Regions from separate parts of the Homo sapiens genome. Here region 1 is linked to region 2. The links are chromatin contacts, found by Hi-C or POLR2A ChIA-PET in ENCODE. All regions are on one chromosome and are shown on one strand. Each heading gives the region's core, a stretch centred on a gene start or an enhancer-like site at or near the end of the contact. The rest is flanking DNA. Distances are from core to core; before and after follow the strand shown. Region 1 has its middle 11 kb from the start of RIPK4. Region 2 overlaps TMPRSS2 (transmembrane serine protease 2).

The links. Hi-C counts contacts between places; a loop is a spot of excess contacts on that map. ChIA-PET counts read pairs that join two places held with the same protein, here RNA polymerase II (POLR2A). Pooled maps may share reads with other maps.
Region 1: a loop to region 2 is called in a map of heart left ventricle, with 3 times the contacts of the local background. The contact joins two enhancer-like sites. A Hi-C loop is called at or near these places in 1 of 168 maps with a recorded cell type or tissue (heart left ventricle) and 4 of 50 pooled maps. POLR2A ChIA-PET finds 5 or more read pairs at or near these places in 1 of 52 experiments (Caco-2).

The regions. Positions count from the first base shown.
Region 1 is chr21:41,775,867-41,780,717 of GRCh38, forward strand. No RefSeq gene overlaps it. Among named protein-coding and RNA genes, the nearest start is that of RIPK4, 11 kb to the left of the region's middle. Within about 2 kb of position 2,150, at least 11 of the 41 ENCODE cell types and tissues checked have a DNase peak (open chromatin) inside an H3K27ac peak, as active enhancers do.
Region 2 is chr21:41,463,388-41,468,296 of GRCh38, forward strand. TMPRSS2 (transmembrane serine protease 2) reads right to left here. Exons shown (of 14, transcript NM_005656.4): 13 at 4,347-4,499; 14 at 918-2,766. The coding sequence ends at 2,755. Among named protein-coding and RNA genes, the nearest start is that of MX1, 40 kb to the left of the region's middle. Within about 2 kb of position 2,982, at least 4 of the 41 ENCODE cell types and tissues checked have a DNase peak (open chromatin) inside an H3K27ac peak, as active enhancers do.

The DNA of each region.
Region 1 (4,851 bases), core at 900-3,399, 310 kb after region 2:
ATTGTCAAGTGGACAGCCAAAAAGTCCAGGATGCCCCCAGGTCCTGGGGAACGGCGGGGGAGGAACTCAGGGACTGGATTACCCACAGGACCTGGTGAGACCCACAGCCACGGGCTGACTTGTGTCCACTCAGAAGCGTATGTTAAAATCCTAACCCCCAGTACTTTGGAATGTGACCTTATTTGGAAATAGAGACTTTGAAGATGATCAAGTTAAGATGAAGTCATGGGGCCGAGAGCGGTGGCTCACGCCCGTAATCGCAGCACTTCGGGAGGCTGAGGCGGGCAGATCACGAGGTCAGGAGATCGAGATCATACTGGCTAACACGGTGAAACCCCTTCTCTACTAAAAATACAAAAAAAAAAAAATTAGCCGGGCATGGTGGCGGGCACCTGTAGTCCCAGCTACTCAGGAGGCTGAGGCAGGAGAATGGCATGAACCCTGGAGGTGGAGCTTGCAGTGAGCCGAGATCGTGCCACTGCACTCCAGCCTGGGAGACAGAGCGAGACTCCATCTCAAATAAATAAATAAATAAATAAAGATGAAGTCATTAGGGTAGACCCTAAAGCAACAGAGCTAGTGTCCTTGTAAAGAGGGGAAGTCTGGACACAGACACACACCTGCACTAAGGGAAGTGGGTGGGAAACACTGGGAAGATGCCACATGACTGCAGTGACGCAGCTGCACGCCAAGTGATGCCTGGGGCACTGGAAGCCGGGGAGGGTTCCTGCCTGGCCCCTAAGCTCCAAATGACAACCCAGGCATAGGAAGGGCCTACACTTTGGGGTTCAAACCTATCCTGGAGTCTGGTCCGGGGCCAGTTACAGCTAATGGGCAGTGCTGGGTGCAGCCCAGCCCGTAAGCTCATTCTTGAGCCCCAGAGGGACAGAGCAGCTCTAATGGGTGCAAAAATGGCTGGAATATTTCACCAACTCCTTGGGTGGGTGGGTGGGGGGGGGGCATTGGACATTTTGGGCAAGGGTCTTCTTGAGGCTGAGAGAGGCCAGGAAGGAGCTTCCCCTGGAGTTGTCTGGGAGTGGGACCCTGCTGACACCGACCTCAACTTTTGACTTCTGGCCTCTAGAGCTGTGAGAGACTAAACACCTGTGGTTTTAAGCCACCTGGTTTGTGTCACTTTGCTGTGGCAGCCACTAGAAACTAATACACCCAACTAGATACGTATCTTTGTCACAGTTACAGGAATCTTTATTTTATCCAAAAGCAAAAGACACTGAACTTTTGTGTACATTCCAGGCCTGCTGATTGTAGCTGGTCTATAAGCTCGTGTCGGAGTCTATGGTGGTTGATTTTTGTGTCCCTTTGACTGAGCCACGAGGTATTTGATCAAACATTATTCCAGGTGTTTCTGTGAGGCTGCTTTTGGATGAGATTAACATGTAAATCAATAGAGTCAAGCAAATCGTTCTCCCCAATGCAGATGGGTTTCGTCCATGCAGCTAGAGGCCTGAAAAGAAGGAAAAGCTGATCATCCTCGTGTAAGAGAGAATCTCTCCTACCCAACGGCCTTCCAGCTGGGATACTGGCTTTTTCTTGCCTTTAGACTTGAACTGAACAATTGGCTCTTCCTGGCCTCAGGCTTTGGGACTCAGAAGCACACATTGACTGTCCTGGGGCTCCAGCTTATGGACTACCCTGCAGAAAGACTGTGGGACTCGTCAGCCATCATCATCCTGTGAGCCAGTTTTACACAGACACACACACACACAGTCGCACTCTCATGCTCACACATACACACTCACACACAATCACACACTTGCACACACACAGACACTCTTACACACTCATTCACACACTCACATGTGCACACACACAGTCTCTCACACACATCACACACACACACACACACACACACACACACACACACTATTGGTTCTGTTTCTCTGTATAACCCTGATGAATTCAGGATCTTAAAGGTTACCTATTTCATTGTAATGCTGTTTTCTAGCACCAGGCTAGTCCTTTTGTCGGCAGAACTGGTAGGCTCACTTTTTTTTTTTTCAGACTGTTTTGTGTTTTATTTTCTTCCATTTACAAAAAAGCATTTCTAAGCCAGGGCAGTGAAGCCTGACGCTACCGTTCACGGTCAGTGAAATGAGCATTCGAGGATGGGACTCAGCCTGTCTGGACAGGTCCCCAGACAAAAAACACAGAGAATCAAGAACGCAGGCGCTCCCTGTCGGACGCCAGGCCGGGCCCTGTGACAAGGATCTCAGCGCTGGCGGTGGGGCTGCCCTGCGGGTTCGAGGCCTGGCTCTTCCTGCCCCACTGCCTGGTGTGTAGCCCAGGGGCCGGGCCGCCTGCGCCCCCCGCCGGGGGGCACGCCCGGCCCAGGGTTGGGGGTGTCCGGCTTGCCCCCAGGGGGCCAGCGGGGCCTCTGTTATCTCGCTCCAGAACCGACATCGCCAGCCAAGACCTTCCTCGTGGAGCCCTCGGTCTGGCCAAGGACGCTCCTTGGAGTCTGCTTAGACGCACAGCGGGCTCAGCTTTGCCAAATTCTCCAAGGAGACTTTCCATGAGGCGCCTCCTGCCATCTGTGGGCGGCGTTGGGAACTGCGGCCACCGCTGCTTGGGAATCAGGACGTCCCAGCTCCCAACCGGCGGTCATTCATTCCCTCAACACACACTCTGGGCCGCCCGCCTGGCTCCAGGCAGGCCCTCCGGGGACTCGGGAAATAGGAGTTGTTAAACATTTCTGAAACATTCCTCTTCCATTTATTCTGTGATTTTCTTCAGAAACACAAGGCGTGCACGAGTCAGCTTATCAGCTTATCCTTCACCCACACGTAGGCTCTTCTTTCCAATCAATTTTATCTTTGTTTTTTTCTAAGAAAATTTTAGGGATTTTACTTGTTTTTGTTTTGTTTTTGGGTTTTTTTGTGTGTTTTGTTGTTGTTATTTTGTTTTTTTTTTTTTTTGGTGGGGGGTTGGCTTGGTTTGGTTTTTGCTTCATTTTTTAATTTTAGGGATTTTTAAAAAGCCAGCATTCCTTAATCTTCTGATTGTTGTGTGACTGTTGTATAATATTGAGAAATACATTCCTGTCATCCACAACTAACAACCATTAATAATGTGTCGTATTGTTTACTTTTTTGTTTTTAACTAAATTTTGCTTTGGGGAAGTATCCATGACGATACAATATAGCTGTGAGATATTTCCTGTACCTGCTACGTAACACCCCTTCATGTAAAACGCAGAGCATTTGGTTTATCCACATCCCCCCGCCCCCCGCCCATGCATATTAGTGGTTTCCAGTGCTAAAGGGACAGCGCCCCCCACGTGCATTTCTCCAGGTACTGAGGCAGGAGAATAGGGGCTGGAGGCAGGGGACCAAAGGCTGTTTCACTCAGACTTCCTACAACTAAATTGAAAGGAAAACCCTAACTTTCCACTCCTAAGTAACAAAAGGACCAGAGGCTATTCCCTTTCTAAACCCCCCCACCTTTTCCTCGAGGCAAATGGGAAATTGGCTGTCCGCAACCAATCAGACTGATTGTGGGTGGAGTCTTCGTTTGCACCTCTGTACCTTCGCTCCAGTCTCTGAACGGTTGCTGTCCACAACGAATCAGACTGATTGCGGGCTCAGCCTTCGTTTGCATAGAAGTATAACTTTGTAACTTCACCCTAGCCTCTGACTGGTTGCTTTTGGCACCTTCATTTACATGAGGTGAGCATGATGTGGCCAATTGGAAACTTCTAGGGGATATTTGGACCCAAGAAGATCCTGTATCCAGGCCCTTGAGCCGCTGCTCGGGTCCGCTCCCATACTGTGGAGTGTACTTTGGTTTTCAATAAATTCCTGCTTTCGTTCTTTTGCTGCTTCATTCTTTCTTTGCTTTGTTGGGCGTTTTGTCCAATTCTTTGTTCAAAATGCCAAGAACCTGGACAAGTTGCAGTTATGACCCTCGACCGGTGATAGTAGCACTCGCTCCTAACAGCTTGGCTGCAGTAAGCCTAGGCTTCCAGGGAGAGCCTCTGCACCTGCTGCTGTGCTGCTTGAGTTCTCTCAGACAAGGAAGCATGAAAAGGGCTGCCTTTTTCAAACAGCAGGGGAAGGAAAACACAGTGATAACAAATCCAAATATTATTTCAATTGAGATCTTATCATATACATCATATACACAGCCATTTAAAAAGTGAAAACAAATATAATAAAATCAAATTATATTCAATAAAAAAAGCAAGGCGCAGGCATTTACATAATGAGACCCACTTCTCTTAATGTATTATATAGTCTGTAAAAGCAAAAGATGTGAAGCACCCCAAATCCCCATGGATGGGCGATGGTTGAATTATTATCACTCATCCATAGGAAAGACTGCCGTGCAATTGTGAAAATGGGAGGAGGACTGTGTCTACACGTGCCTCTGGAGTGATTGCACAGACCACTCTGAACAGAGCAAGGTGGAGGAAATCTTCCATTTTTCCAGTACAGGCAGGAAATAGGGACCCATCCCTCTGTCTATCTATTTACTATCTTTATTCCCATCCATCTATTATCTATCTATGTTTCTACCATTCATCATCTATGTACTACCTAACTACTTGCCTACCTGTTCTCTATCATCTATCTACCATCAATCAATCTATCTCTCCCTATCTGCTTCCATTCTAAAAATAAACAGTGTGAGCACAGTCCACAGGGAGGGGGCTGGAAGTCTCTGGGGGAAGACACAAGTCCTTGTTGCACATGCCCTGTTTTCTAGATTTGACTATGAAACCATGCAAATATTTTACATCCTTATAAAACACAATTAACTTTAAAAAGCAATGTCTAAATACCAAAAATAAAATAAGACAAATGAACCAAATGTGTATCCATTTGGTAGCCT
Region 2 (4,909 bases), core at 1,732-4,231:
AAGGGAAATGTGGGGTTGGAGCCCCTACACAGTCCCTACTGGGGCACTGCCTAGTGGAGCTGTGAGAAGAGGGCCACCATTCTCCAGACCCCAGAATGGTAGATCCACCAACAGCTTGCACCATGTGCCTGGAAAAGCTGCAGACCCTCAACACCAGCCCATGATGCAGCCAGGAAGGAAGCTATACCTTGCGAAGTCACAGAGGTGGAGCTGCCCCAGACCATGGGAACCCACCTCTTGCATCAGTGTGACCTGGATATGACAGATGGAGTCAAAGGAGGTCATTTTGGTGCTTTAAGATTTGACTGCCCTGCTGGATTTTGGACTTTTAAGGGGCCTGCAGCCCCTTTATTTTGGCCAATTTCTCCCATTTGGAATGGCTGTATTCACCCAATGCCTGTACCCCCGTTGTATCTAGGAAGTAATTAACTTGCTCTTGATTTCACAGGCTCATAGGTGGAAGCAACTTGCCTTGTGTTGGATGAGACTTTGGACTGTAGACTTTTGACTTAATGCTGAAATGAGTTAAGATTTTGGGGGACTGTTGGGAAGACCTGATTGGTTTTGAAATGTAAAGATACGAGATTTGGGGGGTGCAGGGGCAGAATGATATGGTTTGGCTCTGTGTCCCCACCCAAATCTCATCTTGTAGCTCCCATAATTCCCATGTGTTGTGGGAGGGACCTGATAGGAGATAATTGAATCATGGGGGTGGGTCTTTCCTGTGCTGTTTTTGTGATAGTGAATGGGTCTCACAAGATCTGATGGTTTAAAAAATGGGAGTTTCTGTGCACAAACTCTCTCCCTGCCTGCTGCCATCCATGTAAGATGTGATTTGCTCTTCCTTGCTTTCTGCCATGATTGTGAGGCCTCCCCAGCCATGTGGAATTGTAAATCCAATAAACTTCTTTCTTTTGTAAATTGCAGTCTTGGGTATGTCTTTATTAGGAGCATGGAAACAGACTAATAGAATAATAAGAAGGAGTCATTTGAGGGACCTCTCCAACAGGACAGGCTGCAGGAACTGAGGGCACCAACCACAGGAGCACCAAGTCTGGCCTTGCCTCACCTTTGGTCCTCTGACCAGCAGCCTCAACATCACCCCCTTATAAGGAAATGGAGGCTGGTCCTACTCACCAGGCAGAACTTCAAAGATGCAGTAGTTACTTTGAAAAAAAAATTGCATAATTTATTTGCATGATATTCATTTTCACAATTGAACTTTACAGTTTAAAAAAGATACAAAAAAAGACAAACAGTTGTTCACATAAATAAGAAGGGGCAATAAAGAAGGAAGACGTTTTCACCATTACAACACCTTTTAGGATGTGTCTTGGGGAGCAAGCACCTTACAGTGCCAACTGTTTCCAAGGTCCCTGGGAATGCTGCTCTCTACAGAGGCATGTGCACAGACAGATCCTGCAAATGGGATTGCATGACTTTCCATTTCAAGGTTAAGTCCTAGCTGTAGAATCATTCATTTCATTCTTGCAAACCAGCCTGCTTGGCCAGGAGGCAGAACCATGGTAGAGTAGTGCTCATGGTTATGGCACTTGGCAATGCAAAAGGGACCCTTCCCCTGGTTGGAAACCCACAGCATTGGAAGGGACCACAGAGAGTCCAAAACAAAACACATCTTTCTCTTCTTCGCCGCCACCATGGGCACTTTGCTTCAGCACATTCATTTATAGAACGTTAAGTCAGGAGCCAGTCATTTTGTCAAAGCAGCTGAAATAGGCCACCACTCTTACTTGGCAAAGATGATACAGTTTCAAAGAGTTAAATGAAGGTGGACTACTTGGAGACATCAAAAGCTAAGTTTCCAGGAGCACTGAGGTAGCAATGTGTAGAAACATAACATGGAAACAGTGTACCTTAAACTGAGCATCCTTGATTTCCCCCATGGACCTCAATTTCCAGTGACTAGCAGGCCTGAAGAGGCCAACATGGTGCCAGACTTGGCGCCCTGCCAGGACCAAGGGGCATGTGCACTCTCCAGGGTGCTAGGAGCAGGGTCAGGGAGGATGAGGAGGAAGGCTGAGTCTCCCTCCCAGGAGCCCCACCCAATGTGCAGGTGGAGACCTGCACCAGGAGTGCTCAGGGCAAGTTCCTTTTCAATTGCTTCCCTCGCACCAAGGGCACTGTCTATATTCTCACCCCATAAGAACAAAAATGTTTCTGTTCCCCTTACAAGTGACTACCACGTCACCACCCATGAAGGGCTGGTCCCTTTATTTCTGGCCACCATCCAGGGCTGCTAAGGCTCTAAGAACCCATCAGCAAAATCCCCTTGTGGAGAGGTAGGCTGGGGACACTACCAAGTGGCCCCAGAGGGCAGCCGCTGCAGGTGCCACCTGGCTGTCTCCCTTTCCATGTCTCTCCTTTTTCATCTCAAGTCATCCAGCAGCTGAGAGGTGACAGCTCCATGCTCATCCAAAATTGGCCCCTGGAAAGGACTCAGCAGGAAGATCTCAATGGGGCAGCCTCCACCCCTCTCCTCCACACTTGACCGCCAGTGCCCACAACCAGCCGGCCATCACCCCTTGCGGACAAGGGGTTAGGGAGAGCAGGCTGGGCAGGGGAGCCACTGCAGCCTGCACAGAATGGCAGAGAGTGCCAAAGCCAGACAAGTTCACTGTTTAATAAAAATGAAGTGACCTCTGAATCATCTCTAAGAGTAAATCATGCACGGGGAAGCAAAACCAGCCCCATTGTTTTCTTGTAAAACGACGTCAAGGACGAAGACCATGTGGATTAGCCGTCTGCCTGTTCAAATAGGAAAAAAAAAAGTGTGTTATTTTCTTAAGACAAACAAAGGTGGAAAATAATTTTTTCCTCTAGGTTCGCATGAAGCACTTAGAAACCAAATAAGCAAGCTTAATAGCACAAAGGGATCATTCTTCTCTCCAACGTGTTGGTCAGAGTCAGGCTGAGCATGGCGGGGCAGGAGCTCCGGAAGGAGCGGGCAGCGGATGTGGAGGCCGGCACAACAGGCATCTCTTCAGCAGAGTCTGGGCCTCCCCCGGCTGCTCTCCTGCCACGCAGCCCTTCCCTCCCTGCACAGCCATGCGGACCCACCTGCAGCCGCCAAACACACCTGGATCATTTCCTAGCTCCATCCTGGTGCGAGTCCGCCCCTCAGCCTGGCTGACCATCCCAGCCCTGCCAGCTTCCCTCCTGCCCTGCCTCCTCCTCCTGGGGTCATCTGTTTCTAGCACTGGGCCCTGGGCCAGGTGACGCCCCCTGGGCCCCATGGTCATGGGAAGGCCCTGAGTCCCGCGTGTCATTTGAAGGAGACACAGGTCGGGCCTCAGCGGGAAAGGCCCCCTGGTTCTGCTCCTCCTTCAACAGACTGGGCATCTGGGAGATTTGGGAGAAGACAGAATAGACTGCTTTCTTCCACTAGTAGCCCAGCCCCAGAAAGCACAGAAATCTGAGAAAACTATACGTCTGAGGTCCTGGAGATGAGAAGATCTGGTTCTCACCCCCTATCTGGACAATGCCCAAAGCCAGGGCTCTGCTAAGCAGAGACATCCATGAGGCTCACATGGAACCCCTGAGACCTTCCCTCGTGCTTGAGTCTGGGGCATCAGAGAACCCTGGCTGCTCCTGCCCTTCCTAACCTTGGGGGCTGCCCAGGAGCCACTCGATGGCCCCAGAAAAGGATGGGCACAGCCGGCTCTTCCCTCTGCTCTCTATAAATCAAAAGTTTCATGTGAGGCCGGGCACCGTGGTTCACACTTGTAATCCCAGCACTGTGGGAGGCTGAGGTGGGTGAATCACCTGAGGTCAGGGCTTCGAGACCAGCCTGGCCAACATGGAGAAACCCCATCTCTACTAAAAATACAAAAAGTAGCTGGGCGTGGTGGCGCATGCCTGTAGTCCCAGCTACTTGGGAGGCTGAGGCAGGAGAATCACTTGAACCCAGGAGGCAAAGGTTGCAGTGAGTCGAGATTGTGCCACTGCACTCCAGCCTGGGCGACACAGTGAGACTCCATCTCAAAAAAAAAAAAAAAAAGTTTGATGTGAGGTGGCCTGGGTGGAACAGCTGAGTCAGCTGAGCCAGAACGAAGTGTGGTTGGCAGAGCACCAAGGAATTTCACACAAGCTGAGCCCCAGCGCTTTTCATCCAAACACCAGGGGAAATATGCAAGTGAAGCCAGTGAGAGGCAATGGGCAATGGGTGGACACTGGGGGGATGGGGCTGTGGCTGGAGGAAGCAGAGTTTGCTTCATGCTGACCAGTGGTCACCAGTCAGCTTCCAGCAGCAGAACCACGCCTAACAGATGTCTGGCTTTGGCTCGAGGAATCGGAGAACACAGTCAGAAGGAGGACAGGATAGTTACCCTCATTTGTCGATAAATCCAGTCCGTGAATACCATCACATTCCCGTACACTCCTGGTCTGTAAGCTTTGGCACAGCCAGAACCCCAGCTTGTATCCCCTATCAGCCACCAGATATTGTTCTTCGAAGTGACCAGAGGCCCTCCACTGTCACCCTGTGGGACACAGCAAGGTACAGAGAGCAGAAAATCAAGTCACAATCTGCCGCACACCACTGACCAGGCCTAGAGGAGTTGGGGGGCGGGGGTCGCAGTGTGAGTTACGAGTGACTGTGTGGGCTTCGAATCTCCACCATCAAGGGGTGATGGTAACAGAGATGTAACCCCCAAAGAGATAGCCCCCATCCTGAATTTTAATCTGTTCAAGCTAAAAGTTACTAAATAAATTGCCGTTCATAATTTAAAATAGTCTAAATACTTGTTTCTGTTCCACTGGCACTTTTACCAAATACCGGTTTTTCAGAGGGTGTGTGTGATTTGTTGACTGTACTTCCTTCTGCCACCAGAAGCGTTCGCACTGTTTGTGGCCGTCACTTCCCATGACTGCCCCGAGCTGGCTCCGTGTC